Linked DNA regions of Homo sapiens: region 2 is linked to region 1. Evidence: read pairs that join two places in POLR2A ChIA-PET (ENCODE). Cell type or tissue: IMR-90. All regions are shown on one strand. Each heading gives the region's core, and the rest is flanking DNA. Links, peaks and the distances in the headings are about the cores only.

The links. ChIA-PET counts read pairs that join two places held together with the same protein. Peaks named below come from ENCODE experiments on the same cell type or tissue, not always from the same donor. Only the 100,000 strongest peaks of a DNase experiment are listed, where the experiment ranks them.
Region 2: POLR2A ChIA-PET joins it to region 1 with 17 read pairs; 2 of 35 experiments call an interaction of 5 or more read pairs at or near these places.

What each region holds. Positions count from the first base shown.
Region 1 is chr12:68,578,525-68,593,850 of GRCh38, forward strand. No RefSeq gene overlaps it. Among named protein-coding and RNA genes, the nearest start is that of RAP1B, 25 kb to the right of the region's middle. RefSeq lists enhancers at 9,334-9,383, 13,545-13,754. In IMR-90, for the core only: no CTCF peak of the experiment used is centred there; a DNase peak (open chromatin) is centred at 6,487.
Region 2 is chr12:67,911,085-67,926,410 of GRCh38, forward strand. No RefSeq gene overlaps it. Among named protein-coding and RNA genes, the nearest start is that of LINC01479, 10 kb to the right of the region's middle. RefSeq lists enhancers at 9,056-9,556, 9,557-10,057. In IMR-90, for the core only: no CTCF peak of the experiment used is centred there; no DNase peak of the experiment used is centred there.

The sequences.
Region 1 (15,326 bases), core at 5,421-7,920:
ATTTGGGGCAATTCACTTAGTCTTTTTGAGTCTCAGTTTCTTCAGATATAAGATGAAGTGATTGAGTTAGAAGGCCATGCATCTCTAAAATTCCACAGTGTTATAATTACACTATTATTGAGCATTCTTTAACGTTATTAAGGCCCATTTTAACCTTATACAACTTCAAAAAAACTACTATAAAAGCTGATTATGCTTTGTTCACTCAGCACCATATCCGTCCTAAGCATCATTCCCGGCATTTCAAAAACAGTCCCATTTACTCTTCTTAACAAACCTATGAAGTAGATACAATTGTCCATAAGAAAACTGTGGCTTAGAGCTCCCTAACTCAGCGATGCTGGAATCCAGATAGCTGCACTCTACTCGATTCCAAAGTCTGTGTACTTCAAACTACGTTGCGATGCCCCTAAAGCAATTCTGAATGACGTAATTGAGTTAAGAGTGATGTCAACCTGCCCCACATTTGAAATACACCTTACGGTGTGTGTGTATTTTTCATCCTCCCTCCCCTCCTTCTGTTTCTCCTGCTTCTCTTCCTTCTTCTTTAGCTAAATTTCCTTACAATTTGATTTTTAATTATCTGCTTCTTTCTCATAAAATAAAAATTTAGAGTGGCTACAAATATTTCTGTTACTAGAATTAATTGGTTGTTGGAATACCCAATAAATTCAAATTTTTTGATTTGTCCTGTATGTTAAAATATCCTATAATGACTTATAATCTGTATGCAGACAGAGAACTCAGTATAGTGTGGTACATGGGCTTAAGAGCTAGACAAATGGTGCATCTCTGTGGTCCCAGCTACCTGGGAGGCTGAGGCAGGAGGATTGCTTGAGCTCAGGAGTTGGAGACAGCTTGAGCAACGCAGTAAAATCCTATCTCTAAAAACGAAAAACAAAAAAGAAAAAGAAAGTTCAAATACTAGGGCTTTTCTGCTGGTGAAGAGCTCTGTGGCTTGGCGGTTAGTTACTGAACTTTTCTGGTTAAATTTACTCAGCAGGTAAATAGATGCAATAGTGCCTTCCTTAAAGAGAAAAATAATAAGTCCTGAAGGTAAGCAACGATATCAACAACAGGGGCCGGGTGTGGTGGCTCATGCCTATAATCCCAGCACTTTGGGAGGCCAAGGTAGGCGGATCATTTGAGGTCAGGAGTTTGAGATCAGTCTGGCCAACGTGGTGAAACTCTGTCTCTATTAAAAATACAAAAATTAGCTGGGTGTGGTGGTACAAGCCTGTAGTCCCAGCTACTAGGGAGGCTGAGGTGGGAGGATTGCTTGAACCTGGGAGACGGAGGTTGCAGTGAGCCGAGATTTCGCCACGGCACTCCAGCCTGGGCAGCAGAGTGAGACTCTGTCTCAAAAAAAAAAAAGATATCTACAACAATCAGAGCTGACATTTATTCATTAAGAACCAGGCAGTGTAGGCCGGACGTGGTGGCTCACGCCTGTAATCCCAGCACTTTGGGAGGCTGAGGCAGGCGGATCACCTGAGGTCAGGAGTTCGAGACCAGCCTGACCAACATGGAGAAACCCCATCTCTACTAAAAATACAAAATTAGCCGGGTGTGGTGGCGCATGCCTGTAATCCCAGCTACTCGGGAGGCTGAGGCAGGAGAATCACTTGAACCCAGGAGGCAGAGGTTGCGGTGAGCCAAGATAGTGCAATTGCACTCCAGCCGGGGCAACAAGAGCGAAACTCGGCCAGGCGCGTTGGCTCACGCCTGTAATCCCAGCACTTTGGGAGGCCGAGGCGGGTGGATCACAAGGTCAGGAGATCGAGACTATCCTGGCTAACACGGTGAAACCCCGTCTCTACTAAAAGTACAAAAAAAAAATTAGCCGGGCGCAATGGCAGGCACCTGTAGTCCCAGCTACTCAGGAGGCTGAGGCAGAATGGCATGAACCCGGGAGGCAGAGCTTGCAGTGAGCCGAGATATCTCACCACTGCACTCCAGCCTGGGTGACAGAGCGAGACTCTGTCTCAAAAAAAAAAAAAAGAGCAAAACTCTGTCTCAAAAAACAACAACAAAAAAAGAAATCAGGTAGTGTGCCAAATATTTTATTGTATTATCTAATAAATCCTCACAACTACATATAAACTGAGTCTTAGTTTATATAAGCTGAGTCATATATTCTACATATAAACTGAGTTATTGGTCCCATTTTTTACAAACAGATGACAAAACTAAGACACAGCATAATTAAGTCACTTGCCCAGGTCATGCGGGTAGAGAGTGGCAGGGCCCAGATTTCCACCTAGGCAGTCTATCTTCAGGACCTAAACTCAAAGAATGGCATCTGACACAGAAGCAAACTTCAATAAAAATTTATTTCCTTCACTTTTATAAATGTTTTAAGAGATTTGCAATAAGAAACTGGTTAACACATTGTTTACTGAGGTGAACTTGATTTCCAACCTTAAAAGTTATATACATTTTGTAGGGAATATTGTATCCGAATGTTAGAAAGTATAGAATGACCCACTTCAAGTAAAAAAGCTTTAAATAAGGTCTGTTTTAAATAGCATGCCCTAGAGTATTCACCACAAAATTGCCAACAATTTATCAAGTGGGCTATGAGTGTGTGTGTGAGTGTGTGTGTATATGAGAGAGACAGACAGAGAGAGCATCTCACCCACTGATTTGTTCTTCTGACATTTGGTAAATAAACTCTTGCTGTTGCCTTTGTCTTTTATACCAAATAATTAAATAATTTAGTTTGAAATGAATTCTTGAGCTTGAAAGCCATCAGGGTTAGTCACATTTTTAGGGGAAAATATTTAGGCATCTGAGACCCTTATTAGATTTCTAATTTTTTTCTTTTTATTGAGACAGAGTCTCGCTCTGTTACCCAGGCTGGAGTGCGGTGCTCGATCTCAGCTCACTGCAGACTCCACCTCCCACATTCAAGTGATTCTCCTGCCTCAGCCTCCCAAGTAGCTGGTATTACAGACATGTGCCACCACACTTGGCTAATTTTTTGTATTTTTAGTGGAGACAGGGTTCGCCATGTGGGCCAAGCGGGTCTCAAACCCCTGACCTCAAGTGATCCACCCAGCTTGGCCTCCCAAAGTGCTGGGATTACAGGCGTGAGCCATCGCATCCGTCCAAGATTTCTAATTTTTTTGTTACTTGATTTATGTCAAGTGATATTAATCCCACAAAGGGGGAAAAAAAGAAAGATAGGAAAGGGAAGGGAGGAAAAGGAAAGGAAGTGAGGAGGGAGAGAGAGGGTAGAGAGGTAGAGAAGAGAAGGACTTGAAAAGGAGAGGAAGAAGGAAAAAAGCTTCAAGCTAAGGCAAAAGGATCTAGCCATATATATCCAAGACAATAAGGAGAATATCTGTCTTAGAGATGTCTATTAAATACTTTAAAGATAAAAAGAAATGAAACACCTTACTGAGACAAGAACACAGTGTTCATCTATTTATTATATATATTAAAATTCATGTCAATATTCTGTAGCTCTGAGGATGAAAGAACAAACCAATCTATTCCTGCAAATGAGAAGGGAAAGTAAGTTGTCTTATGGAAATAAAACGCATTGCTTCAGTAGGAATTGGGGAGGAAGTCTGCAGGCTTGTGGATGCGGAACACTGGACAAGCAATGTTATTAATATGTGATGGCGCAAGTAGTAGGGCAAAGGGTGCTCCTTCTAGTCAGAAATCACTGGTTCTCGGCTTTGGCTCAGCCCTGCTATTTAAGTTTCTATGTGCTTCAGGAAAAATTATTCTTTTAATTCAATATAAATGATGATACAACCACAATTAGGCTACATTGTGCATTTAAGATTCTTAATTAGGCCAGTCACAGTGGCTCAGGCCTGTAATCCCAGCACTTTAGGAGGCCTAGGTAGGAGGATCCCTTGAGCCCAGGAGTTTGTGACCAGCCTGGGCAACATAGGAAGACCTCTATCTCTACAAAAAAAAAAAAAAATCAAAAATTAGCTGGTCAAGTTTGTTCAAGTGTTGTATCAAAAAAATAAAATAAAATTTAAAAAAATGTTTTAATTAAAAGATTAGCTGGATGTACACACCTATACTCTTAGCTGATAGCACAAGCCTATAGTCTCAGCTTCTCAGGAGGCTGAGGTGGGAAGATTGCTTGAGCCTGGGAGGTTGAGACTGCCGTGAGCCATGATCACACCACTGCACTCCAGCCCAAGTGACAGAGCAGGACCTGTCTCAAAAATAAAATAATTAATTTAGGAAAACAATGCAAATAAAATATCAGCCACATAATTTCTTTCCATTTCTATTTGACTTTGTCATCAGTATATCCAAGACGAATTGAGGCTAAACATATATATTTCAAGTATGGTAATTTGCTCTATGTTTGAGGCAAATAAGAAAAGATGCAGGCCAGGCACGATGGCTCATGCCTATAATCCCAGCACTTTGGGAGGCTGAGGCAGGCAGATCACTTGAGGTCAGGAGTTTGAGACCAGCCTAGACAACATGGCAAAATCCCATCTGTACTAAAAATACAAAAGTTAGCTGGGTGTGGTGGCACACACCTGTAGTCCCAGCTACTTGGGAGGATAAGGTGGGTGAATCATTTGAACCCGGGAGGCAGAGGTTGCAGTGAGCCGAGACCACACCACTGCACTCCAGCCTGGGTGACGGAGACTCATCTCAAACAAAAAAAACACAAATAATAATTTTTTAAAAAGAAGAGATGTAGATAGTGAATTCCTTGCTAATTGGTCCTTTCTCTTGGAGTTATTCCTCATGTTCTAGAGAAAAAGTATGTATAAAATTGTGGAAATATGGAAGTTCATCAGACTGGAGAGTGTATTAGTAGAGAACAAAATAAAAATTCTCAAAAATTACACAGGATACATTCTCAATTTCATCTTCTTGACTAAAGTTAGATACTAAAAAATTAAAATGCTAATTACAGTGGGATTCAACAGCAGGGAGGAGGAGAAAGTAACCAAAACTGATCACAATTTTATTTTCATTTAAATCACTTTGTTAATTGGGTTAGACTCCTACTGCTAAAAGGGGGAGGACTACAGAAGATTAGTTTATTTTTAGCTTGTTGCTATAAAACTCTTCTGTGCTTCTTTCAGCTCAGAGTCAAAAGAAGAGTAAATGTTTTCGAAAGTAACAGAACGTTAAGGTTGCACATTGGCATCTTTGTTCTAATGAACAGAGTGTGATTTGAAGATGGCAAACTTGGGTTTTGTACCATAACTAGCTCCAAAGCTTCTGGCTTATATAGGAGCAAGTTTTGCCTTTCCCATTGGTAATGTGTTGTGGTTGAGCTGTTAACAATACTAAAGCATATACTACATCCTTATATATATCAATTTCAAACTATTTACCTGCTCACTGTGTTTTTTTCTTCCATAAATAATGCACAAGAGAGTAAAGTATATGGAAGCCTTTTATTTTTCCATTAACATAAACAAAAAGGTGGGTGAGGTGGGTGACCCACCTACCTCAGCCTCCCAAAGTGCTGAGATTACAGACGTGAGCCACCACGCCCAGCCCTTTTGTGTTGTTCTTATTGTTCTCCTTGTCTCTATTCTGTGTGATAAGGTCCTCCAAGGTGCTGTCTATCCTTATTCCATCCTTGATTACTCCCCAGGACCAACCTTCAATGTCTTCCGCACAGTATACATTCAATAAATTTTGCTGTCATTTTTCTTTTTTTAAAAAAAAAAAGGAATTACACTACCTTACAGATAAGGAAATAGAAAAATAGCAAGACTTGTCCAAGGTCACACAGGTAGTAAAGGAGAAAGTGGCAATTTGCAATGCTGTATTATGGTCTTTGTCATTTCATTAAATGGGCCAATAAAATTATCCCCACCATTAAGTGACTTTATCAGATAACCTTAAGTGGAAGTTCCTAGATTTGGCTGGCTACACATGTGACCTCAGGCCATTCATTGTAAAGCCACAAATCTCATAGTCTCCGAGGTCACTAAGAGCTTTATTTCCTTGCCAGGAGCGGTGGCTCACACCTGTAATCCCAGCACTTTGGGAGGCCGAGGCGGGGGGATCACGAGGTCAGGAGATCGCGACCATCCTGGCTAACACGGTGAAACCCCGTCTCTACTAAAAAAAAAAAAAAAAAAAAAAATACAAAAAATACAAAAAATTAGCCAGGCTCCGTGCGGGCGCCTGTAGTCCCACCTACTCGGGAGGCTGAGGCAGGAGAATGGCGTGAACCCGGGAGGCGGAGCTTGCAGTGAGCCAAGATCGCTCCACTGCACTCCAGCCTGGGCAAAAGAGCGAGCCTCCGTCTCAAAAAAAAAAAAAAAGAAAGAAAAGAAAAGCTTTTTTTCCGTTTTCACTAGAAATGATCAGCACAGGGATTTACTATTTACTCAGATTTGCTTCGAGCATGATGTCAGTTGTCACAAGGTGGATGGGGCTGGGCTGCTCTAACCAGTATTTGGTGGAAGACTTCCAAAAAGTCCAGGTAATGCAGGAACTGGCAGGTGAGTCACTGTTAGTAGCCCGCACTAGGAAAGAGACCAAGCTGGAGTAACATGATCCCAGGGAATTGCAAAACAAGCCAAATTTGGCTTTTTCTCTCATCTACTCTTCTCTGTGCTGCCTCCCTGGTCCTGCTCCTCAAACTGCAGACCTGGTCATTACCATTCTTAGCTTCCTCATGCTCAAACTCTCTCTCCTGATTCTTCAGGCCCAGATATTAAGCTGATATTAAAAATTAAAACAAAAAAGGTCTTATTCTTGGCAAGTCAATTTCTTCTTTGCTAGGTAACATACATTCATTTCACTTTATTTATTTATTCATTTGAGACAGGGTCTTTCTTTGCCACCCAGGCTGGAGTGCAGTGGCACAATCACAGCTCACTGCAGCCTCAACCTCTTGGGCTCAAGTGATCCTATGGCCTCAGCCTTCCAACTGGCTGGGACTACAAGGACACATCAACATGCCTGGCTAAATTTTTATTTTTTGTAGAAATGGGTTCTCTCTCTTGCCCAGGCTGGTTTTGAACTCCCAGGCTCTAGCAATCCTCCCACCTTAGCCTCCCTAAGTGCTGGGATTACAGCCTCACTTCCCTATAGGCTTTAGAGCTAATGCCCCTGTTTTAATTCCCTAATCCAAAAATACCAAATACAGTTCATCTCCTGTTAATTCCAACCGATTGGTAGTGGGCCCTAGAATGGTGAGCTGATAAGGATTCTGAGGCCATGCATGGGCTCAGTGGTAAAGATTGCTGGGGCCAGGAGCCGTGGCCCATGCCTGTAATCCCAGCACTTTGGGTGGCTGAGGCGGCTGGATCACCTGACGTCAGGAGTTCCAGACCAGCCTGGCCAACATGGTGAAATCCCATCCTTACTAAAAATACAAAAATTAGCTGGCATGGTGGCAGGTGCCTGTAATCCCAGCTACTTGGGAGGCTGAGGCAGGAGAATTGCTTAAACCTGGGAGGCGGAGGTTGCAGTGAGCAGAGGTCACGCCACTGTACTCCAGCATGGATGACAAGAGCGAAACTCTGTCTCAAAAGAAAAAAAAAAGAGTGCTGGAATGGATGAGTGGTGGTCCTCTGGGCATAGACATGTCTGCTATACATTTGTCATTTCTGACCTCATAGGAAGTGCTTGCAATGGTAGGAATCTCCCAGACAGGCAGAAGAAAAGGATCTACCATAGCAGTCCCCTATGACCGATGCAGTAAAGGAAGTCAGACTATGTGGCATTCTGCAAATTGTGTAATTTAAGAAGCTTTAAACTCTACCATGTGCAGAGATAGTTAAGGCCAAAAACGCTATACAGCGTATACAATGTTCTTATGAGGGTTTTTCATTGTTGCTGTTTTTTGAGATGGAGTCTTTTGCTCTTATTGCCCAGGCTAGAGTGCAATGGTGAGGTCTTGGCTCACTGCAACCTCTGCCTCCCGGGTTCAAACGATTCTCCTGCCTCAGCCTCCTGAGTAGCTGGGATTACAGGCATGCACCACCACGCCAAGCTAATTTTTTTTTATTTTCAGTAGAGATGGGGTTGCATCATGTTGGTCAGGCTGGTCTCGAACTCCTGACCTCAGGTGATCCACCCACCTCGGCCTCCCAAAGTGCTGGGATTACAGGAGTGAGCCACCATGCCTGGCCGAGGTTTCAACTCACTTATATTACCTAAAAAGTACTGTTCTATTTTTATATTATTTCATTGTTTTGTTCAAAAGTAAAGGTTGGAGCTATATCTTTTGTTCCTAGTTATAAATTGGCTAATTACTTACTGTCTTCTTTTCTCTGTAGAGTCCCAACTAGACACATTATTTTAAATTTCCCTTTCTAAAAACAATGTTATCTAATGTCATCACCTAGCTACTACATACCACCAAGCTGAAAATACCAGAAGAATTGAAAAGCAGCTGGGTGCAGTGGCTCATGCCTGTAATCCCAGCACTTTGGGAGGCGGAGGCGGGTGGATCACAAGGTCAGGAGATTGAGACCATCCTGGCTAACACGGTGAAACCCCGTCTCTACTAAAAAATACAAAAAATTAGCTGGGCGTGGTGGGGGGCGCCTGTAGTCCCAGCTACTCGGGAGGATGAGGCAGGAGAATGGCGTGAACCAGAAGGCGGAGCTTGCAGTGAGCCGAGATCACACCACTGCACTCCAGCCTGGGAAACAGTGAGACTCCGTCTCAAAAAAAAAAAAAAAAAAAAAAAAAAAAAACAAACAAACAAAAAAAAAACCACAAAGAATTGAAAAGCAATCTTGATTTACCATGTAGTTACAGAAATATTAAATATTTGAGAAACAAATGACATCATTTCTTGAGAAAATTAGGGTATAAAAAAGTGCTCTATTTTACAGAACTGATGTGTTTCCAAGCAAGACCAGGAGCTACATTTTCATAAAAAGACATAAAATTTGCATTTGTTTTCTATTTAGTTTGCAGTGGTGCTGGAGAGACCACTGAAAATGGCAGAACAGCTACTATTGCCAATGTTCTTGTGGCCACTGCTGAGAATTTTGTCCTTGTCGTTAAAGAGGAAGCTGCTTCCAAGACTGTTCTCTAGAGCTTGACTAAGTAACCACTGTCAGTGTATTAAAACCACATTACCAGCACAGGGGAGCTCCCTGCCTCCACTGTCAGAGCTACCACAGTCACCATGTGCTATAGTTTGGATCTGTGTCCCTGCCCACATTTCATGTCAAATTTTAATCCCCAGTGTTGGAGATGGAGCCTGGTGGGAGGTGATTGGATCACTGAGATGGTCCTTCTTGAATGGTTAGCACCATCCCTTTGGTGCTGTTCTCATGATAGAGTTCTCGTGAGATCTGGCTGTTTAAAAGTGTGTGGCACCTCCCCTCTCTCGCTCTTGGTCCTGCACCTGCCATGTAAGATGCCTGCTCCCACTTTGCCCTCTGGCACCATGATTGTAAGTTTCTTGAGGCCTCCCCAGAAGGAGATGCTTCATTGCTTCCTGTATAGCCTGTGGGACCATGAGCCAATTAAACCTCTTTTCATTACAAATTAACCAGTCTCAGGTATTTCTTTTTTTTTTCTTTTTTTTTTTTTTTTTTGAGACGGAGTCTCACTCTTGTCCCCCAGGCTGGAATGCAGTGGCGCAATCTCAGCTCACTGCAACCTACCCCTCCCAGGTTCAAGTGATTCTCCTGCCTCAGTCTCCCAAGTAGCTAGGATTACAGGTGCCTGCCACCACACCCAGCTAATTTTTGTATTTTTAGTAGAGATGGGGTTTTACCATGTTGGCCAGGCTAGTCTTGAAGTCCTGACCTCAGGTGATCCACCCACCTTGGCCTCCCAAAGTGCTGGGATTACAGGCGTGAGCCACCACACCCGGCTTTTTTTTTTTTTCTTTTTTTTTTAGGCATAGTTTCACTCTTGTCATCCAGGCTGGAGTGCAATGGTGTGATCATGGCTCACTCCAACATCTGCCTCCCAGGTTCAAGTGATTCTCCTACCTCAACCTCCCAAGTAGCTAGGATTACAGGCATGCACCATCATGCCCAGCTAATTTTTGTATTTTTAGTAGAGACGGGGTTTTGCCATGTTGGCCAGGCTGGTCTTGAACTCTTGACCTCAGGTGATCCACCCACCTTAGCCTCTCAAAGTGCTGGGATTACAGGCATGAGCCACTGTGCCCAGCTCAAGTATTTTTTTTTTAAAGCCTCACTTTGTTACCAGGCTGGAGTGCAGTGGTGCCATCTCAACTCACTGGAGCCTCCACCTCCCGGGTTCAAGTGATTCTCCTGCCTCAGCCTCCCAGGTAGTTAGGACTACAGGTGCATGCCACCATGTCCAGCTAATTTTTGTATTTTTAGTAAAGATGGGGTTTCACCATGTTGACCAGGATGGTCTCGATCTCTTGACCTCATGATCCACCCGCCTCAGCCTCCCAAAGTGCTGGGATTACAGGCGTGAGCCACCATGCCTGGCCCAGCTCAAGGATTTCCTTATAGCAATGTGAGAATGGACTAATACAGAAAAGTGGTACTGAGGAGTAGGGCATTGCTATAAAGATAACTAAAAATGTGGAAATGGCTTTGGGACTGGGTAATGGGAAGAGGTTGGAAGAGTGTGGAGGGCTCAGAAGAAGACAGGGAGGTGAGGGAAAGTTTGGAACTTACTAGAGACTTGTTGAATGATTGTGACCAAAATGCTGATGGTGATATGAACAGAGATGGCCAAGCTGATGAGTTCATGAGTTCTCAGATGGAGATGAGGAACTTATTGGGAACTGGGGCAAAGGTCACTTTTGTTACACCGTGGCAAAGAGCTTGGTTGGATTGTGCCCCCGTCTAGGGATCTGTGGAACATTGAACTTGAGAGTGATGACTTAGAGTATCAGACAGAAGAAATTCCTAAGAAGCAAAGTGTTCAAGATATGGCCTGGCTGCTTCTAACAACCTATGCTCATGTGCATAAGCAAAGAAATGACATAAACTCAAAGTTACATTTCAAAGCAAGGCAGAGCATAAAAGTTTGAAAAATTTGCCTCTGAGCCATGTGGTAGAAAAGAAAAGCCCATTTTCAGGGGAAGAATTCAAGCCAGCTGCAGAAATTTACATAAGTAAAAAGAAGCCAAGGCCGGGCACAGTGACTCACACCTGTAATCCCAGCACTTTGGGAGGCTGAGGTGGGCAGATCACATGGTCAGGAGTTTGAGACCGGTCTGGCCAGCATGGTGAAACCCCGTCTCTACTAAAAATACAAAAAATTAGCTGGGTGTGGTGGCACATGCCTGTAGTCCCAAGCTACTTAGGAGGCTGAGGCAAGAGAATTGCTTGAACCTGGGAGACGGAGGTTGCAGTGAGCTGGGATTGTGCCACTGCACTCCAGCCTGGGTAACAGAGCGAGAGAGACCTTCACTGTAGCCCCTCCCATCACAGTCCCAGAGGCCTAGGAAGGAAGAATGGTTTCCATGGGCCAGGTCCAGTGCCCTGCTGCCCTGAGCAGCCTCACAGCCTCGGGACACTGCTTCCTGCATCCTGGCTGCTCCGGCTCCCACAGTGGCTAACAGGGAACCAGGTTAAGCTCACACTGCTGCTTCAGAGGGTGCAAGCCGTAAGTCTTGGTGGATTCCACATGGTGTTAAGCCTGCAGGTATACAGAATGCAAGAGTTGAGGCTTGGGAGCCTCTGCCTAGATTCCAGAGGATGTATGGAAAAGCCTGCATGTCCAGGCAGAAGCTTGCTGCAGGGGTGGACCCCTCATAGAGAACCTCTGCTAGGGAAGTGTGGAGGGAAAATGTGGTGTTGGACCTCACACACAGAGTTCCCATTGGGGCACTGCCTCACGGAGCTGTGAGAAGTGGACTGCCATCCTCCAGACCACAGAATGGTGGATCCACCAGCAGCTTGCACTGTGCACCTGGAAAAACAAGGCACCCAATGCCAACTCGTGAGTGCAGCCATGGGGGCTGAACTTTCTATTTTAAGTAGAGACGGGTCTTCACCATGTTGGCCAGGCTGGTCTCGAAGTCCTGACCTTGGGTGATCCACCCACCTCGGCCTCTCAAAGTACTGGCATCACAGGCATGAGCCACTGGCTCAGGTATTACTTTATAAAAACGTGAAAATGGACTAATATAGAAAAGTGGTACTGAGGAGTAGGGCACAAAGCCTTGGGCATAGCTGTCAAGGCTTTAGCAGCCCACCCCTTGTACCACTGTGCTCTTCATGTGAGACATGGAGTCAAAAGAGATTATTTTGGAGCTTTAAGATTTAATGACTGCCCTGTTGCGTTTTGGGCTTGCCTGGTGCCTGTAGCCCCTTTCTTTTGACTGATTTATCCCTTTTGGAATGGGAGTATTTACCCAATACCTATATCTGCATTGTATCTTGAAGGTAACTAACTTGTTTTTTATTTTACAGTTTCATAGGCAGAAGGGACTTGCCTTGTCTCAGATGAAACTTTGGACTTTTGAGTTAATGCTGAAATGAGTTAAAATTAGGGGACTGTTGGGAAGGCATGATTATATTTTGCAATATGAGAAGGACATGAGATTTGGGAATGGCCAGGGGTGGAATGATATGGTTTGACTCTGCATCCATATCCACAGGCAAGTCTCATGTCAAATTGTAATCCCCAGTGTTGGAGGTGGAGCCTGGTGGGAGGTGGCTGGACCATGGAGATGGTCCTTCCTGAATGGTTTAGCACCATACTTTTGGTGCTGTTCTCATGATAGAGTTCTCATGAGATCTGGCTGTTTACAAGTTTGGGGCACCTCCTCTCTTTCTCTCTCTCTCTCTCTTGTTGCTGCTCTTATCATGTAAGATGCCTGCTCCCACTTTGCCTTCTGCCATGATTGTAAGTTTCTTGAGGCTTCCCCAGAAGCAGATGCTGCCATGCTTCCTGTACAGCCTGTGGAACCATGAGCCAATTAAACCTCTTTTCTTTATGGATTCCCCAGTCTCAGGTATTTCCTTTATAGCAATGTGAGAGCAAACTAATCACCATGTCACCTGAGATGTCACCCGTATAGCCACTAGAGGAGCCAAGGCCAGCACAAGAAAACTTGGAAAGTAGAAAAATGTGTCTTCACTACTGACCTGTATTATCTAAAAAAAAGACTAATTTCTGTGAGAGTGGAAACCATGTCATTCTTACTCACTGTTGCATCCTTAATTTGGATATGTATAGTATATGCAAGAATGCAAGAGTTGGGATTACAATTTGACATGAGATTTGGTCATGTATGTGTATTGCACGAATGCAAGAGTTGAGGCTTCGAAGTCTCATAGTACATAGCAGGTACTCAAGAAACCATTGTTGAATGTGTAGATGATAGATGCATAGCTGGATAGCTAGATACGTAAACAAATGGATGTTGTTCCCTCCACGTGCCTTATGTTAACATGTTGGCGTAAAACAAACAACAAACCTCCAGATGGCTGCATTCAAGGGGAACATCTGATAGTTTGACACAGGAAGTAACTATCAAGTGAATGAAATTTTTTTTTTTAGTAACAGGAGAAGCCTTTTTGATGTGGCGCTCAACCTGAAAGTTGTTTTCTTCCTGTCAGGGTTAGGGTAGTATGGCACTTTGAAGACAGAGAAAATAAATTCCTGGGTATTAGCTGGCAGCTCTAGAAATCAGCACTGGTGAATTTTCCTTGGAGAATGGTTTCTCACATTTCAGTAAAATTTGGATCTGCCCAGTATCAAATAGAAAGGGAATAGCTAGACCTATACAAACACAGTTCATAAAGAATCTCAACCTAAAGTCTCAGGGTAGAGATGAGGGGTTGAACCACAGGGTTCAGCCCCCGCAGCTGCTCTCATAGGTTGGCACTGGGTGCCTGTGGCTTTTCCAGATGCATTTTTTTTAAATATCAGTAAACACTGGAACCTAAAGTCTCATTATGAAATCACGTTAGACTCCATTGTCTATACATGATTTAGCAACCCTGATAAAGTTAGTACTCTAGGATGGATAAGTGAGATGGGAGATGGGGTGGAACTGGGTATAAAACATTTTGAAGCAAAAACAAAGTTTCAGCAAATAGTGTTGAACTAAAAGAGTTCTTTCATAAGTGTTTTTAGCTATAGTTTTTACTGGTATGTCAGACTGAAATATAGGACAGAAGCAGCTTTCTTGAGGTATAATTTACATACCATAAAATTCACCTGTTAAGTGTACACCTCAGTGATTTTAGTAAGTTTATGCAGTTGTGCAACCACCACTACAATCCAATTTTCAAACATTTCTATTACCCCCAAAATTTCTCTTGCACACATTTGCAGTCAATTCCCAGTCTCATCCTAAGCCCCAGGGAATTACTATTCTGCTTTTTGTCTCTGTGGATTTAAATTTTCTAGAAATTTCACATAAATAGAATCATGCAAGATATAGTCTTTTGTGTCTGTCTCCTTTTGTTTCTCATACTGTTTTTGAAGTTCACCTGTGTGAACAAACTACTGATGTGTGTGTATATATACATATGTATATAGATGTGTGTGTATATATATAGATGTGTGTATATACATATATATATAGATGTGTGTATATACATATATAAACAGCTTTTTTTTTGTTGTTGTTGTTTTTAAGACGGAGTTTTCTCTTGTTGCCCAGGCTGGAGTGCAATGGCACGATCTTGGCTCAATGCAACCTCTGCCTCCTGGGTTCAAGCAATTCTCCTGCCTCAGCCTCCCAAATAGCTGGGATTACAGATGCCTGCCACCTTGCCTGGCTAATTTTTGTATTTTTAGTAGAGACAGGATTTCACCATGTTGGCCAGGCTGGTCTCGAACTCCTGACCTCAGGTGATCAGCCCGCCTCGGCCTCTCAAAGTGCTGGGATTACAGCCATGAGCCACCGTGCCCGGCCTTTTAGCTATTTTAAATAATGCTTTTATAAACATTTTTATACAAGTCTTAGCATGAGTATATATACATTTCTTTATTTTCTCAGGTAGACCTGTAGGAAATAAATTGCTGGGTCACATGCTAAATTTATGTTTAACTTTTTAAGATATTGCCAAAGTGGCTGCACCTTTTCACATTCTTGTGGTAATGTGCATTCCAGTTCCTCCATACACATGCATTCCAGTTTCTCCACATCTCCTATATTGCTATAGTCAGTCGAACAGTGGTATTTCATTATGACTTTTAATTTGCATTTCCCAAACCAAAGATGTTGAGGATCTTTTCATATGTTCATTAGCCATTCATATAGCTTTTTTGTGTGAAATATCTGTCAAATCTTCTGCCCTTTTGTTAATAGGGTAATTTGTCTTCTTATTAGTTATAAGTGGTATTTTTTACTCTTGATACAAGTGTTTCATCAGATATATGATTTGCAAATATCTTCTTTTAGTCTGTAGCTTGTTTTGTTTTTTGTTATTGTTGTTCGTTTTTTG
Region 2 (15,326 bases), core at 6,662-9,161, 670 kb before region 1:
TATTATCCCGCGATGCCAATGCATTTGTGCTCCGTGGCAGTCATGGAGACTGAAAGTGCCTGCGAAACCAATGTGTGACAGGTCACATTTGCAATGCCAGTGCACAGTTACCCTCTGCAGAGCTTTGCTCTCCTGGGATACTTCTATTCTTAACTATTCATCGGAATTTAATTACTAGCAGACTTTTCATCCTGAAAGTTGCCACCACCAGCTAATTTCAACAATACAAGAAGCCCCAGTGTCATCCAAGAAGGCCACCTTATACAAAGTACCTAAAATAGCTGCAAGGTTCTCAAGTGAGTATTCATAGTAAGAGAAAAGAGTGCACGCTGGCCAAGTTAGAAGTGGGATCCTGGAGCCAGCCTCTCATTCTTGGCAAACAACGCAAATGCAGCAGGCCTCTCTGTGATAGCAGCGTGGCAGCGAATGAACAGCTCCTTCTCTCCCTTTAGAAAATGTTTAGGGCCATCGTTACAGAACTCTTTTCAGGCTTCAAGTTTTAATGTTCTGGTGGGAGAAATGAAAGTATCATTTCCCAACACATTAGAAAATGCCTAAGGTACACAGATAGGATGGGCTACCTGTTTGCCTTATTTCGTATATCCAGCCAGATTGTCTACATATTGCCTTCTGAACATACCTTCTACTCTCTCCTTTCCAAATATCTGCTTCCTTTGATTTCTGCCAAATGAAATGTTTGCCCCACCACCCTGCCCTACGACCATCCTCTCTGATAAGCAAGGTACTCAAATAAACTATATCTTAACAAATAGTTACCCCTGTAGCATGATGTACTTTCAATTGGAGAGCAGAGACCAAGGAAGGAAAACGAGATTTCAGGAATCATGCACAACATAATGGACCAAAAGAAGACAATGGCAGAGAAGTGAAGGGAGAGATGCCAGAGGGCATCACTCAACAGTACTCTTACTGTTCTAGGGACACTGATAGATGGACCGCATGATGTACAACATAAGACAACAACAAGGTTATGTGGATAAATTCTATAGTAAAATACACTTAAGAAACAGTAGTCCAAATAATTAAAATACATTTATTTTCTGCAAGATTTCCCAGAGCCTGATGTGTGTTGTTATTCTCCAAGAAGTAGATACATTTGACCCAGGATTCCCCCTCCTCCCTTTTTGGTAATAACCTCTCTTAGAACTAATATTCCATGGCACACGGGTTTTAAAAGAGTTTCTCAGAAAAAAAGGAGAATTAAGCATATGATAGAAATGAAATGGTTTAAATCTCGGGATGACTGAAAAATATGTACATTCTACCCAGATAAATAAATATATATATATATATATATATATATATGAATCAAAAGTTGGGTAAAATATAAATTAAGTAGGATAATATATGAATAAAGGGATAGATTCTGTGTGATATCTCTGTCTTGACCTAAGGACAATGACATTGTTGCTGGTTTATAGGGTTTTGGGGGGTAGTAGGGCACCCAACTGAAGGTATTGTGCTCTTGCTTTTGAAAATATGTCAGTGAACTTTGTGCACTACAACATGGCTTATAAGTCCTTTATGATCTGCATCCCGTCTCATGCTACTTTCTCTCCTTACTCCCTTTGTTCTAGTCACCTTGACTACATGCAGGTTTTGAATAACTCTCTCATTTTGGTGCTATTGTGTTGCTGCATCCCTGTCTAGAACACACCTCCCAGCCTTTTTTCCTGGATAACTCCCAGTCATCATTCAAGTTTCAATGTAGATGTTTCTTTCTCCAGGAAGCTTCCCTACTCCCTCTGCCAATGAATCAAGTCCTGCCAGACCCCCACCAGGTGCTCCCATTGCCCCTGAATGCCCATCACATTCGATTACAGTTGCTGCTGTGCCTGTCCATATTCCCCACTAGATAGTAAGTTCAGGGAGGGGACTGATCTCAGTCATACTCTCAGCCCCCAACCTCATGGCACAATGAAGCCACCCCAAAACTGTTAATTATCAATTAATTAATCATCTAGTGCAACATCTCTGTCAAGTTACTCCAAGAAGATAGTGTGATGGAATGGGGCCCTAGCACCTCCCCCCAATACACACACAGTGACAAGAAGCTTAGCCCTGACAAGCTTATGCTAGCTTCTATCAAAGGACTTGAGGATTTTTTCTCTTTATTCTGCTTCTTGAGGTTCAAAGTCCTCCAACTGATTACAATTCAAAAGTGGGACTTTTAGGGTAAGGAGAAAGTTGTGATATAGGCAATGTACACAGAGGTTGACAGATTGACCAATTCATTCATCTACTAGCATGTAAGCTCCATGAGACCAAGAATGAAAGTCAGTCCATCTGCAGCAGTGTGTGAGCAGAGGAGTGGCAGGATAATGCTGGAGAAGGCAGGAGGAAACTGATCACACAGGGTCTTGTAGACTAGTAAGGATTTTTGTATGAAGTACCAGGACACAACTTTATTATACAGGGCTTTTAATGTTAAAGTTTTATAATGATCACTTTTCTCATTCTGTAATTCTTCCTTATTTCTATCACCAGCCCAAAAAGAGAAGCAATTCTTTCTTCTTCTTTTAGTGCTTCTGTTCATTACAGAAGCAAAAATATTCAGGCTATTTTTTTCTTTCCCTTGAATTAAGGCTGGAATATATGCAGGCATCTCTTAATATGTTATATCTCTATTCAGTCTCGTTTCTGATGCCCCCAACATACTCCATCAGAAAAATCAATCTGAACTTCAGCTGAGGACAGAGTTAAAGCTTTCCCTAGGATCATGTGTGGTTGGATTGGGGGTTGAAGGTAGGTGGTGGTTATTCCACATGCCAGGGCAAATGAACATGAGATCCAGCCCACTAAGAACTACCTCTATCATTATGTATCCAGGGTATTTCTAATAAAAAGAATGAGGAGAAGCTAGAGAAAGATAATTTTATCAAAAATCAGAAATTAGATAATTACCACAATTAAGCACTAAATTAATTCTGAGCTTATGATTACCCAAGGCAAAAGACAGTGTCATGGGATATTTCTGTCTAGCAGAAGGAAAGATATTAGTTTTTAAGGAGAGAATAACTTTTTTTTTTACAGGTTATAAAATCAAGGACAAATTACTTATATGGAATTTAATCATAGAGACTTAGAGAAATCCAATGGAAAATATGTTTTCTAAAATATTTCACATGTATTTCTCATGGCCATTTCTTATGCCAATTCTTGATTAAAAACAATTGAGATCGTGGCATATAATTGTGGTTACATTAGAACATTTTGATGAGGCACTGGACTTATATAATCCAAATATATTACAGTTATTACCCAGAATATTATCAGATAGATGGTTAGCATTTGCTTTGGCTATCCACAAATATGTCATTCATCTTAATCAATGTTTTAATAGAAAGCTAAGATTAGGATTTCTGAAAAGTATCTCCAGTACAGATAGTCCATTTTGCTTGAAAAGAGATCTGTAGGATTTTTAGATACCAAATGATTAATCATACCTGAAAATACAATACTTTGTTGCACCAACACACAATAATCTTCCTGAACAACAATCCCTCCCTAATGGCCATATATTCAGAGGTTCATGACAGTTCATATATTCTGTGGTCTCTGCTTCCATGGGCTCACTGCCTTCCAGTCAGTTTTTCTAAGTAACTCTTACTTTTAGTCCCTGAACTTCAAACCTATTACTTGTAGTCCCTGAACTTCAAACCTATCCTATGTTCTGCAATGCATATATCTGGCTTTGCTTTCATACTGCTACCTGATCTTATTATCTTCTTCCTGTCAAATAATCATTGCATTACTAGGAGAAGAAATGAGGATTTACAATGTAACTTACAGCAGAAGGATGAGGAAGGAAATTTTCAGCACTACAATAAGGTCAAGTTAAAACTATGTGTTAGAAATCTCCCATCAAAAATGTTTACGCTATAATAGCACTATCCAATTGGAAAATAGTACAAACCACGTATGCAACTTAAAGTTTTCTGGTAACCATAATTTTAAAAGTAAAAAAAAAAACAGTAAAATTCATTTTAATAAGTCTAAATGCAATATATCCAAAGTACTATTATTTCAACATGTAATACAAATTTTTAAAAATATATTGAGATGATTCAAAATTCAGTGTGTGTTGTACACCCACAGCACATCTTAATGCATTCTACCTACATTTGAAGTCCTCAGTAGTCACATGTTACCATACTAAACAGCATAACTCTATAATATAGTATTATGCCCCTCAGAAAGCTTTTAGGTAAACCTCAGTCTACAGTCCTGAAAAATATTATGAGTGGCAGAGCTAATGCTGAATCAATATTTACATTTTATGTAATACTTAGCATGCAATTAGAGAATATATTGATTATATTATTTATTCAACAAATATTTATCAAGTCATTAAAATATGCTATGCCAGGTAAGATGTTGGTAGATCCTTTGAAGGGTACTGTCAACACTTACTTCCTGATTGTTTTACAAAAGAGTGATCAGCTTTGCCCCTTTGAAGTATACAGACATGATACAATTTAGTCTCCTTTGTTCTTCTGTGTAGAAAGAAGGACCAGGAGGCCGGGCGCGGTGACTCACACCTGTAATCCCAGCACTTTGGGTAGCCAAGGCAGGCGGATCATGAGGTTGGGAGTTCAAGACCAGCCTGGCCAACATGGTGAAATCCCGTCTCTACTAAAAATTAAAAAAATTAGCTAGGCATGGTGGCATGCATCTGTAATCCCAGCTACTTAGGAGGCTGAGGCAGGAGAATTGCTTGAGCCCGGGAGGTGGAGGTTGCAGTGAGCCAAGATTGTGCCACTGCACTCCAGCCTGGGTGATAAAGCAAAACTCTGTCTCCAAAAAAAAAAAAAAGAAAAAGAAAGAAGGACCTGGAGCCAACAGGGTGTCACCTTAGAGGCAGGCACCTGAGAGCAGGCAAAGGAATAATTCCGTCTGCTGAAATACTAGGAGAGGTTGCAAGAACACTTTGAACAGTGCCTCAGGGCTGAGACTAAACACAAAACAATAACATTTATAACATGCTGACATTTTTAATTGTGAAAGAAACTGTATATGACTTGGAAATTACAGAAAACAAAGAAAGAAATCACTCATAATTCAACAATTTCTATGTATTTCCATTGCACATTTTGATGCATTTCCTTCCATCCAGTCTTTTTGCCCAGTCCTCACCATTTATGTCCCAGACCTGACAAGTCTGAGCCATGAGAGAATGTTATGCTTGCCTTTGATATCTAACTTGTGATGATGTGAGCCCCCACCCCCACTCCCACCAGCTTGATTCCCAGGAACTAGCTGGCCCCCAGGGGTCTCCTGGCTGCAGTCTCCCAGGTAGGACTCCTGCTGTCTCAGGAATGCCCCACAACCCCCGTTTCTCTAAGCTGGCTGGCTTCTTACCTTGCACCTCACTGTGCCCCTGTGCCTACCATCCTCACAACATCACCGCTCTTCAGGGACACCAGTCTGCAGCTAATCTAACTTCACCTAGCCCAGTGAGGGGCTTCTGCAGGTTCCACTCTGAAGCTCTTACTAAGGGTCTACAGACCCAAACTCACAGCATTCTGCCAGTGATTAGGGCTAACTCAGCTCACACTCATCAGAACTCTCTAGGCATTTCTGTACCTTAGAGTATAGGCCTGACTCAACCCCTAAATGGAGGCCGCTTCATTTTCAGAGCCAGAATTAGCCTCTTCCCAGGATGACTGGACAGCAGGAGCACATGTTCCTTTATGGAAACATCTCTCACAAACAAGGCTGTGGTCTGGTTCTGTGGCCTTAGCACGATCATTACAGCAGCCTAACTATGAACTTCTCACTGCCTGGGCTAGAGTCTTGTCTTGTTTTCTGTTTCTCTTCTTTTTCCGCTTTTTCTTTCTCTTTTTTTCTTTCTATTCACCTGCCTTTCTTCTGCCTTCCCTGCTTCCTTCCTTTTTCCTTTTTAAAATTTTACTTATAGAAAATGGTATCTTAGAAACATTCTTCTGTTATAAAAGTACAATATATTCTCATCACGAAAAACGGGAAAATTCAAATAAACAAAAAAAGCAGAAGAAAAAAACCTCATGAATGTAGTATTTCCGAGCTAACTACCCTGTAAATCTAACACCTTGATTATCTTAAGAATCTGAAAGCTCAGGCACCTCAAGTATCAGAACCCTGAGATAACTCAGAAATCTGAAAAGTTGGTTGCTAAACTAAAGCTTTGATTGATAATAAATTAGTGTTATCTTAGCAAGTTCCCAAGTATAGGTAGGTATTTATGTAAAAGTTTATCATAATAATTTCACTTGCTGCTTTATTAAAGGAATTGTTAAAAGTTATTTATCATTATATAAGACCAAAACTTTGGCCAGAAAATTGGAGAAAAAAAAATCCAAACTTGAACTTCTAAGTTATACAGATGGTCCCCAACTTATGATGGTTTGACTTATGAATTTCTTACTTGATTATAATGTGAAAAATGATACACATTCAGTAGAAACCATGTTTTGAATTTCGATCTTTTCCTGGGCTAGCAATATGTCGTACAAAACTCTTACATGAGATATTTGACATTTTATTATAAAATAGGCTTTGTGTTCAATAATTTTGCCCTACTCTGGGCTAATTTAAGTCTTCTGAACACACTTAAGCTAAAATGTTCTACAGTGTAAGCTAGAATGTAGGTAGGTTGGATGTACTAAAAGCATTTTCATCAAACCATGGTAGGTTGAGGGGCATCTGTAAACTGCTACCAACAATATCATATCCACACACTTAGGAAATGTCGACGTCCGCTAGGACTTTCTCAGTCATTAGTGTTTCTTTTCTCTTTCTTTTGTGAACTACTAAAAATAATACAAAATGGGAATCAAAAAAATCTGGATTCTAGCTGTTTCTTTATTACATAGTATCTGTTTCCCAGATGTCAAATGAGGATAAGAAAATTTGTCTTAGAAGCTTTGTGAGGACAAAAATAAGACATTTGCTGTGAAATAACTTCAAAACAGTAAATCAATTGCATGATACATGGCATTGTTATTTTTAGAAAAAAATATTTCTCAACGACTTTTTACATGGTTGTTACCATCATTAGAATTGTTTTGGTGAAAAATGATACCAAACAGGATAGAATTTCTTTGCATTGCTCTACTCTTATATTTTAAAGTTTGGGGATCCAGGTGCTTAAGATTGAAGACATACCAGTGACAAGCTCAGTTTTTCCTGCAGGCACTTTGAATTCCAGCCTTCCAATTTGAACCTAACACCATTAACTTAGTTTTAGCTACCATGTTTTTAAAGGCACAAAACTCTGTTTCTGTAAATAACCTGAACAGAATGCCACACTCACACTCATACCTCCATCATTGCTTCTCATTGGCCTTAGAGACATTTCTCAGGACTTGAATTATAAAATATCATGAACAAACCGGCAAACCAAAAAATTTGCTCCACACCATTTAAAATGAAATAAAGTTAGTATTTATCATTTATAAGCTTTACAGGGAACTTTGCTAAGGAGCCAGTGACTTCCATATAGAAGGCAGTGGTATATTCAAAATTTAGATGAACGTATATGATGAAATCTTATGCAACTCTGCTAAAGTTTGGAGAACAATTTTTTCACATGATGTAGAGGACACGTGTGCTACTGAGTAGCAAGGAAATAAGTGTTTAGCAGATTTACAAATCCCATGTCTGCTCCTGCCCCAGCTCCGAGGGTCACAGCACCAGCAGGTGTATGGCTGGAGGCACCTGGTGTGGGAGCAGGCAGTGAGGTCCCCACACTGCCAGTCAGCTACAAGCATCTCCCACTGTTTCTCATTTTTCCATGATTTTCACTTCTTGGGGCTCTGTACCAATCAGGTAAAAATTACATATACCTAGTTCCTTCCCATGATAGATTCTAAAGTTAAGTGGCATGATGGCGAACATGGTGCAATTTAAAGTATGCAAAAGCCCCTGTTTTCACTCTTTCTTCCTGAATCTGTGTGTGTGTGTGTGTGTCTTTGTCTCTCTCTCACACACACACATGCACACACACAGGTACACACACACAATTTGTTCAGATAGAATATATCATACTACTCCATTCTTCTTAGAGTTAAACCAAGTGATGACCCCTATTTTAAATACATATTTAAGGTGAAAGAGAAGTCCTTGAACTATTATTGGTCATTAGAACAAGATTTTGAATGAGTTGACCAAACTACCTATTCAATCAACTTAAAGGGGATGGAACTATATTCAAGAACATTGTGATTGTGAGAAAATAGGTATAAGGTATGGGGCACTCCCAGGATAAATTCTTGGGTGATGCTACCAGGAGGTCATGCCATGCCATGGGGCCTGAGGCAGTCTTAGGACACTGGGCGTCTTGAGGTGGGAGAATGGCAGAGAGAGAGCATTCAAATCCAGGTACATAACAACCACCAGCAGACAAACCAGAAGTTTAAGCAGCCGCATTGCAATGGGAAAATCAGAAGGCCTGGGGGCCCCAGACCTAGATTTTACTCAGCTTGCATTTTCTCTATGAAAGAAATTCTGAACACTGTAATAAGCTTGTGAGTAAACAATGACTCATTAATTCAGCACTTTCAAAGAGATTCTCAGACAGGCAAAAACAATACATGGAGCCTGAACCAAAGAGAACATCTTGAACTTCTTCCAGGCAGAACAGGCCTAAATATTGGGAGGTATGTAGAAAGAGAATAAGGAGAGGATAGAAAAGAATACATAAATCATATTGCATATCTTCCTTCTTCTTTCTCCAAGACCATTAATTCAAGTGACAGAAGGTAATAAGGAATAGAAAAGGCTAAAATAAACATTAAAAGGGAAGTAAGTCACTAAGTTGAATATGCAGTCTGGGGATGTTGTGGCTGAAGGTTATGCTTCATTTGCTTTGACTTTAGGATTAATGTTTGTGGGCTTATTGAAGCTATCTAGACCCCAGACCTTTCCTTTGGTATCAGTAGACAGTACTTTATCCTTTCTCACTCGTATCGGTTAAATTAGCAACCAGTATCTTGCTCACCCTTGACTAGTACTTCTTCCATTCACTCCACATCTCTACATTCATACATGCACACCTGTGCACACACATGTGCAAACACACACATACAGATACATAACACCACAGTCAGCTTGCTTCAGTTTGCTGCTCTTCATAGCTAGCTCTAGCCCTAGAAACCTGGTTGTTCACAGCAGGGAATACAAACTGAATTGAGCCCTCCTGCCTTCTGTGGGAAAAACCACAGGGTCCCAAGTAAGGATAGATTTCTGGGGCCTAGAACACCAAGAGCTATGAGCCACTTTTATATGCACTTCGGCAGAGCTTCCAGGAAACAAGACAGCTGACAAGCACCTTAGTTTATCAAAACCAAGATAAAAATGCAAATAATGAACTTGAAGCAACAGCAGGACAAGTCAGATGGAAAAACATAACTCACCTCCTTTTCTCCACCCCACGCAGTCTTTCTTTCAGAGCAAGGCACTATTACCATGAGGACTATGCTAAGAATGTATGAGAGAAAGCAAGAGAGAGCTGTCTCAGGTGGGTACATTTACCTGGCAGATCTGCAGGAAGTGTTGCTTATAAAAGCATGGTTGAAGATTGTACCTGGGCTGATGATGCATAGTGAAGATTTTTGAGGTTTTCCCTTCATCCATTAGCCTGGCATTCGGTCACTCTCAAAACATGTATTCAGTGCTTGCTGTGTGCATAAGACACTTTGCTCTGGGGGTATGAATCAGATACATCTCTATACTCAAGGAGTTTGCAATCCAGGAGGGAGCTGAGCAGATACACACATAAATAAGATATAAAGTAGAAAGTGATAGGAGCCCTAGGAAAGGAATTTAATGAATAGAGGTGTCAGCAAAGGTTTCTCAGAAGGGTGAAGCTGAGCCCTGAGTGAGATGGGGTCCTGCCTTCCTCACTGAGGGCAGAGAATGATCAAAGCACACACTGTGGTACCAGTGCCTGTGAGGAAGCAGCTGCACCAGGCTACAGCTAATGGCATATGGAAGGATCTCAAGGAACAAGAGCTTGGGGGTATAGCTTAGGCATATATTTGAGGTCTTTGAATGACATGTAAGGATGTTTAAACTTTATTCTGGAGGTAGAACAATGAAAATCCAAAAGCCCAAGGTCAAGGCGGGTTGTGAAAGTTTAAGTCAACAAAGATACTGACATGAGGAAGGGGAGCCCATTCAGAAGCTATTGCAGGAATCCAGGTAAGTGGGGGAAGGGCCTAAGGACGAGTGGGGCTAGGAAGAGCAAGAGATGGAAGAAACAAACAAACATTGATTGATGCATGTCCCATTATTCAGAAAAAGCTGACAGCTGAAGAAGCCAGCATAGAGGGTTTTCCACATGCTTCTTGGTTTTCTCCAGCATGTTAAAGCTAGCAGCAGGGATGTGAGTAACTGGGGATGATTGGCAGTGCCTGGGAATTTGCCCTTTGTTCCAAACATACTGCTTACATAGCTCCAACTACAGCTTGGAGTAGTTGAGGTTAAGCAAAGCAAAAGGGTGATTCTAATCTTACAGGAAAGAAAGAATTAGGATTGACAGAAAATATAGTAAAGCTGCTTTGAAAGCAAAAATAAAAAATTGACATTGGGTACTATATCTCACAAATGTTTAGACAATGGACATGTTTCAGGATATTAGTGTCTTTCAGAAATATTACTGAAATGGATTTTATCTGAGGGAAGAGGGCATCTTGAAAAAAATTTGTTTTGATACAGGGTCTCGCTCTGTCGCCCAGGCTGGAGTGCAGTGGTGTAATCATGGCTCCCTGCAGCCTTGAGCTCCTGGGCTCAGGTGATGCTCACACCTTAGCCTTCTGAGTAGCTGGGACTACAGGTGTGTGCAAAACACAGTTTGTTTGTTTTTTAAATTTTTTATAGACACAAGGTCTGGCTATGTTGTCCAGGCTGGTCTCAAACTCCTGAGCTCAAGTGATACTTCCACCTTAGTGTCCCAAAATGTTGGGATTACAGGCATGATTCACTGTGTCCACCCCCAGGGTTTCTTCACCACACCAGCACAATGTCAGCAGTGAAAGGGCCTGGAAGCTGGTAAAGCTTAAAAGATACAGACTGGACCCGAGGCACTGAGTTGGTTTAATACTGTGAGCTGCAATGTGGGTGCTCACTTGAGTGTGCCATGAATGTGAAAATGCATTTCCAAGGCATCTAAACTACCCTTACCTGCCTCTGTGAAAAAATCAGTCACTATGCAGAAGGAAGGAGCTTGACATTTCTTTTATGGTAGGAATGGTTGAAGGGGTAGGAACTTGCCTCTTGGATATCCTACCAGCTAGATGTGCAGGGAAAGGCAAGCTTTTATTTTGCTCTCCTGGGCAGATCAGTTACCACATTAAACCCAAACAAAACAACCTGGAGAAAAAGATTCATGAGGTGTCAGACGTTTAATTTCCAAAGTGTACAAGAGGGGAATGTTTTCAAATCCTGTTTCACAGCCATAATTCACATGCTTTGTACTTGTATATTTCTGTAGGTTATTGGTCACATGAAGCAAATATGGAATTTCACAAGTTCTACACATGGTGGGAGGCAGGAGCAGGCTCCCAAGGTGTCAGCTTTTAATGATGTTGTATATTTAAGGAGCAATTGATGCCAGTCTAGAACCCTTTTGGCATGTGCATATGGAAGATGTTACTGGTGTGTGACAATCCAGTTTTTATGCTACTGTGTTTTGCGTGCCTACTACGTGCTAAGGTCTATATACATAATCACATTTAATCTTCACAGCCACCCCACAGGAAGTCTTATTACCCCTATCTTGCAAACAAGGGAAAAATGAGGCACAGAGAAAGAAGTGCAAGAGGCAGAGGTGGAATTTGTTTATCCAATTATTAGGCCTTAAGATGCAATCAGCATTGTTGACCAGCGCCTGGTCCCACTCTTCTCAGACACTGCATTCTCTTCCTATTTTTCTGGTTGAACCTTCTTTTGTTCTTTCTTTAGCTTTCCTTTAAATGCTGATCATTACGGATTGAGTTGCATCTTAACAAAATGTCTCTGTTGGAGTCCCAACATGTGGTACCTCAGAATGTGACCTTATCTGGAGATAGGGTCTTTATAGGGGTCATCAAGTTAAAGTAAGATCATTAGTCAGGGCTGTAATCCAATACGGCTGATGTCCTCATGAAAAGGGGAAAATCCGGACACAGACATGCGCACAGGGAGAATAGAAGATGAAGATTAAGGTAGAGACTGGGACGATGCTTCCACAAATCAAGGAATGCCAAAGGTTGCCAGCAAACCACCAAAGCTAAGGAAAGGCATTGGACAGAGTCTCCTCTCACAGCCTCAGAAGGAACCAACCCTGCTAACACCTTGACCTTGGACTTTTAGCCTCTAGAACTGTGGGACTACAAATGCCGTTGTTTAAGCCACTCAGCTTGTGGTACGCCTTGTTACAACAGTCCTAGCAAACTAATACACAGCTATGCTTCAGTAAAAGGCACCTCATGGAGAAAGACCTCTGCCTACCTCCCCAGGCTTGCCTGACTTCATCCTCATATACTAGCCACCTGCACCCCACCAAATAATTAACTTCTGCTAGTTTCCTGGACACCCCAAGCCATTGTGTGCCTTGTTCCCTTGCTATGATATTTCCCCTTTCTGGAACACCTCCATCAATGTTCCAGCTCAATTATCACCTCCTACAGGAAGCCTTCCCTCATTTCCTCCTATGCCTATCACTCAAGAAGTATTAACCACACTTTTCTCTGTGCTGTAGCTTTTTTTTTTGTACCTGGTTCTATGGTTACCTTTACACTGCATTGTAACCTGGTATTCATGGGCTTATCTGTGTCCCCTGTGGAGCTGTCAGTCTCTGAAAGGCCAGTGCCTACTTTATTTCCTCTCTAGATTCCAGCACTGAGATGATGCCAGGTGTCAGCCCTCCTTGGAAGCCTTAGGAAGGTCTCTCCAATTGCCCTACCCCAACCACAATATAGAGGACTATAAAATGAGCACATAGTGGGAGGAGACAGAGTGGTTCCCTGATTACATGTATGAACGCAGCTAGAGAGAGAATATGTCCTTCCAATGTGGGTGAGGTAGAAAAGCAGCATCTGTGACAGCATGAAGAGGAGGAAATAGGAGTTGCTGGACCTATTGAGGAATTGTCTGATAGGGAACCTAAGTTATCAGGCATCCAATCTTTTTAGTCACATTGGAAAGTAATCTCAAGAGACAGATGATTCAGGGTCCCCTGGCTCTTGGTCCTTAATCTCTGGTTTTATATAACTCCCCTTATCCTGCTTCCATGTTTCTCAGACAACCTCTCATTCCCATCTGGATCTCCCACTGAACAAGAATACGATAAGTGCATGGATTCTACGTGTTTCCAGTCCTTGAGCAGTGATTGCTCATGGCCAGTGCACAAAGTGGCTTTGGATTGTTTGGCTCCCGAGCAGTCTGACAACAACCAGAGAAGGCTTGGAGCATGTCAGTATGAGAATTTCTGGTCTGAATGACAGATACATTTGTCAAATTCAATCAATAAGCTGTCATTCTGGTAGCCATCCCAGTCTCCTTTGGGTTTTGCTTAGTGTAAACTAGTGAGTTAAATCGATCTTGGTTTGTATTTATTAGGTAAATAGTAATACTAGCACCTGAGCTGGGCGCCGTGGCTCACGCCTGTAATCCCAACACTTTGGGAGGCCAGGGTGGGCAGACCACTTGAGGTCAGGAGTTCGAAAGCAGCCTGGCCAACATGGTGAAACCCTGTGTCTACTAAAAATACAAAAATGAGCTGGGCGTGGTGGCAGGCACCTGTAATCCCAGCTACTTGGAAGGCTGAGGCAGGAGAATCGCTTGAACCCAGGAGGCGGAGGTTGCAGTGAGCCGAGATCACACCACTGCAGTCCAGCCTGAACAACAGAGAACGACCTTGTCTCAAAAAACAAAACAAAACAAAACAACACTAGCATCTAAAACAAACAGCCTACATCCTAGTATCCTAGTGGTTTAATAATAAAGGCTTATTTCTCACTCATGTCCTTACATTCCAGTCCTTACAGGGTGGGTGAGGACTTTGTAGTAATTCAGTCCTACCTCCTCATTGTGTCTTCTTTACTAAGCTGGAAATCATGTGGAAATAAAAGCAATTTTGCTTTCATGTAGAAGATAAAAGGGAATGGATATGGCAAGTGGCCCATATCGCAAACACCCTTGTGCTCCTGGACAGAATTTCATCACATGGCCACTCCAAGCTGAGGAAAACTGGAAAATGTGGTTGAGCCAGATGCTTGGGAAAAAGAGAACTTGGCAATTGGCCACCCCAAGTGGTCTCTGCCACATAAGGTCACAATAAACTGACACTCTAGATCCTTCTTTGGACAATACCGTGGCCACTTCCAGACTCTTCCTTCCTGACACTGATTGCTATACCTGAACCAAGAAGAGGGTGGTGCATGTTCATTGAATAAATGAATAGAACTTTTACTCTTCTCAACTCTCTTTGGCAAGCTTTAGTCGTTCCCTCTAAGTGGATGTCCTCTCAAATAACTTCATCTCTCTTCTCTCCTTCTGAGCTCCAACCTTACATTCCCAATTCTTTCCTGGGTACCTTCACATGAGGTTCAACCATTTCAAATTCAATATGACAAACCTAAGCTCAGCAAGCTCTTCCTGTGCTGAGCTTTGTTTTTCTTACACAACGCTTAAGGCAAGATCCTTATCTATCTCCAGTTTCTATCCCTCCAAGCATCTAGTACAACTTTGCATGCTATTAATAGTCATCTTTTGAATAAATGTTTCTGTTGTGGAATTATGTAAACTACGCTAACCTTAGATTAGCAGAAAAAAATGTAATTTTTCTGTTTTTCTATAGCTTACCTGATATTCCTCACACCACCTACCCCTCTGTGTCTGATAATCCAGTCTGTTGTAAACTCTGTTGCATAAAATAATTGAAAGACTTTTTATGTAACTCAGTCTATCTTTTTTTTTTTTTTTTTTGGACATTCCATCCTCAAATGTCCCTTTCCTCTGCTCTCTTCAAGAGGCATCTGTGGCTATGGCTGTACCTACCGAATCCAGGCTCAGGTAATCTGGCCTGTAGCCCTCAGCCACAGGGTCTGCCTGTTTAATCTCACCACAGTAACATCCCTAGTAAACTTCCCCTAGCGCTGTTATCTAACCTCTGCATGTCCTCCACAGGGGCCCAGAATGTCAGGATACCCAAGAGAGTGGAGGAAGAATTGGGAGAACTAAATATAGGCCTCCTTTGGCCTAAGCATGCAACTGCTGCAAAGGTTACTCTGATGGAGCCCATCAATGTTGATGTGAGGGAAAGAGGGGCATCTGTGAGACTC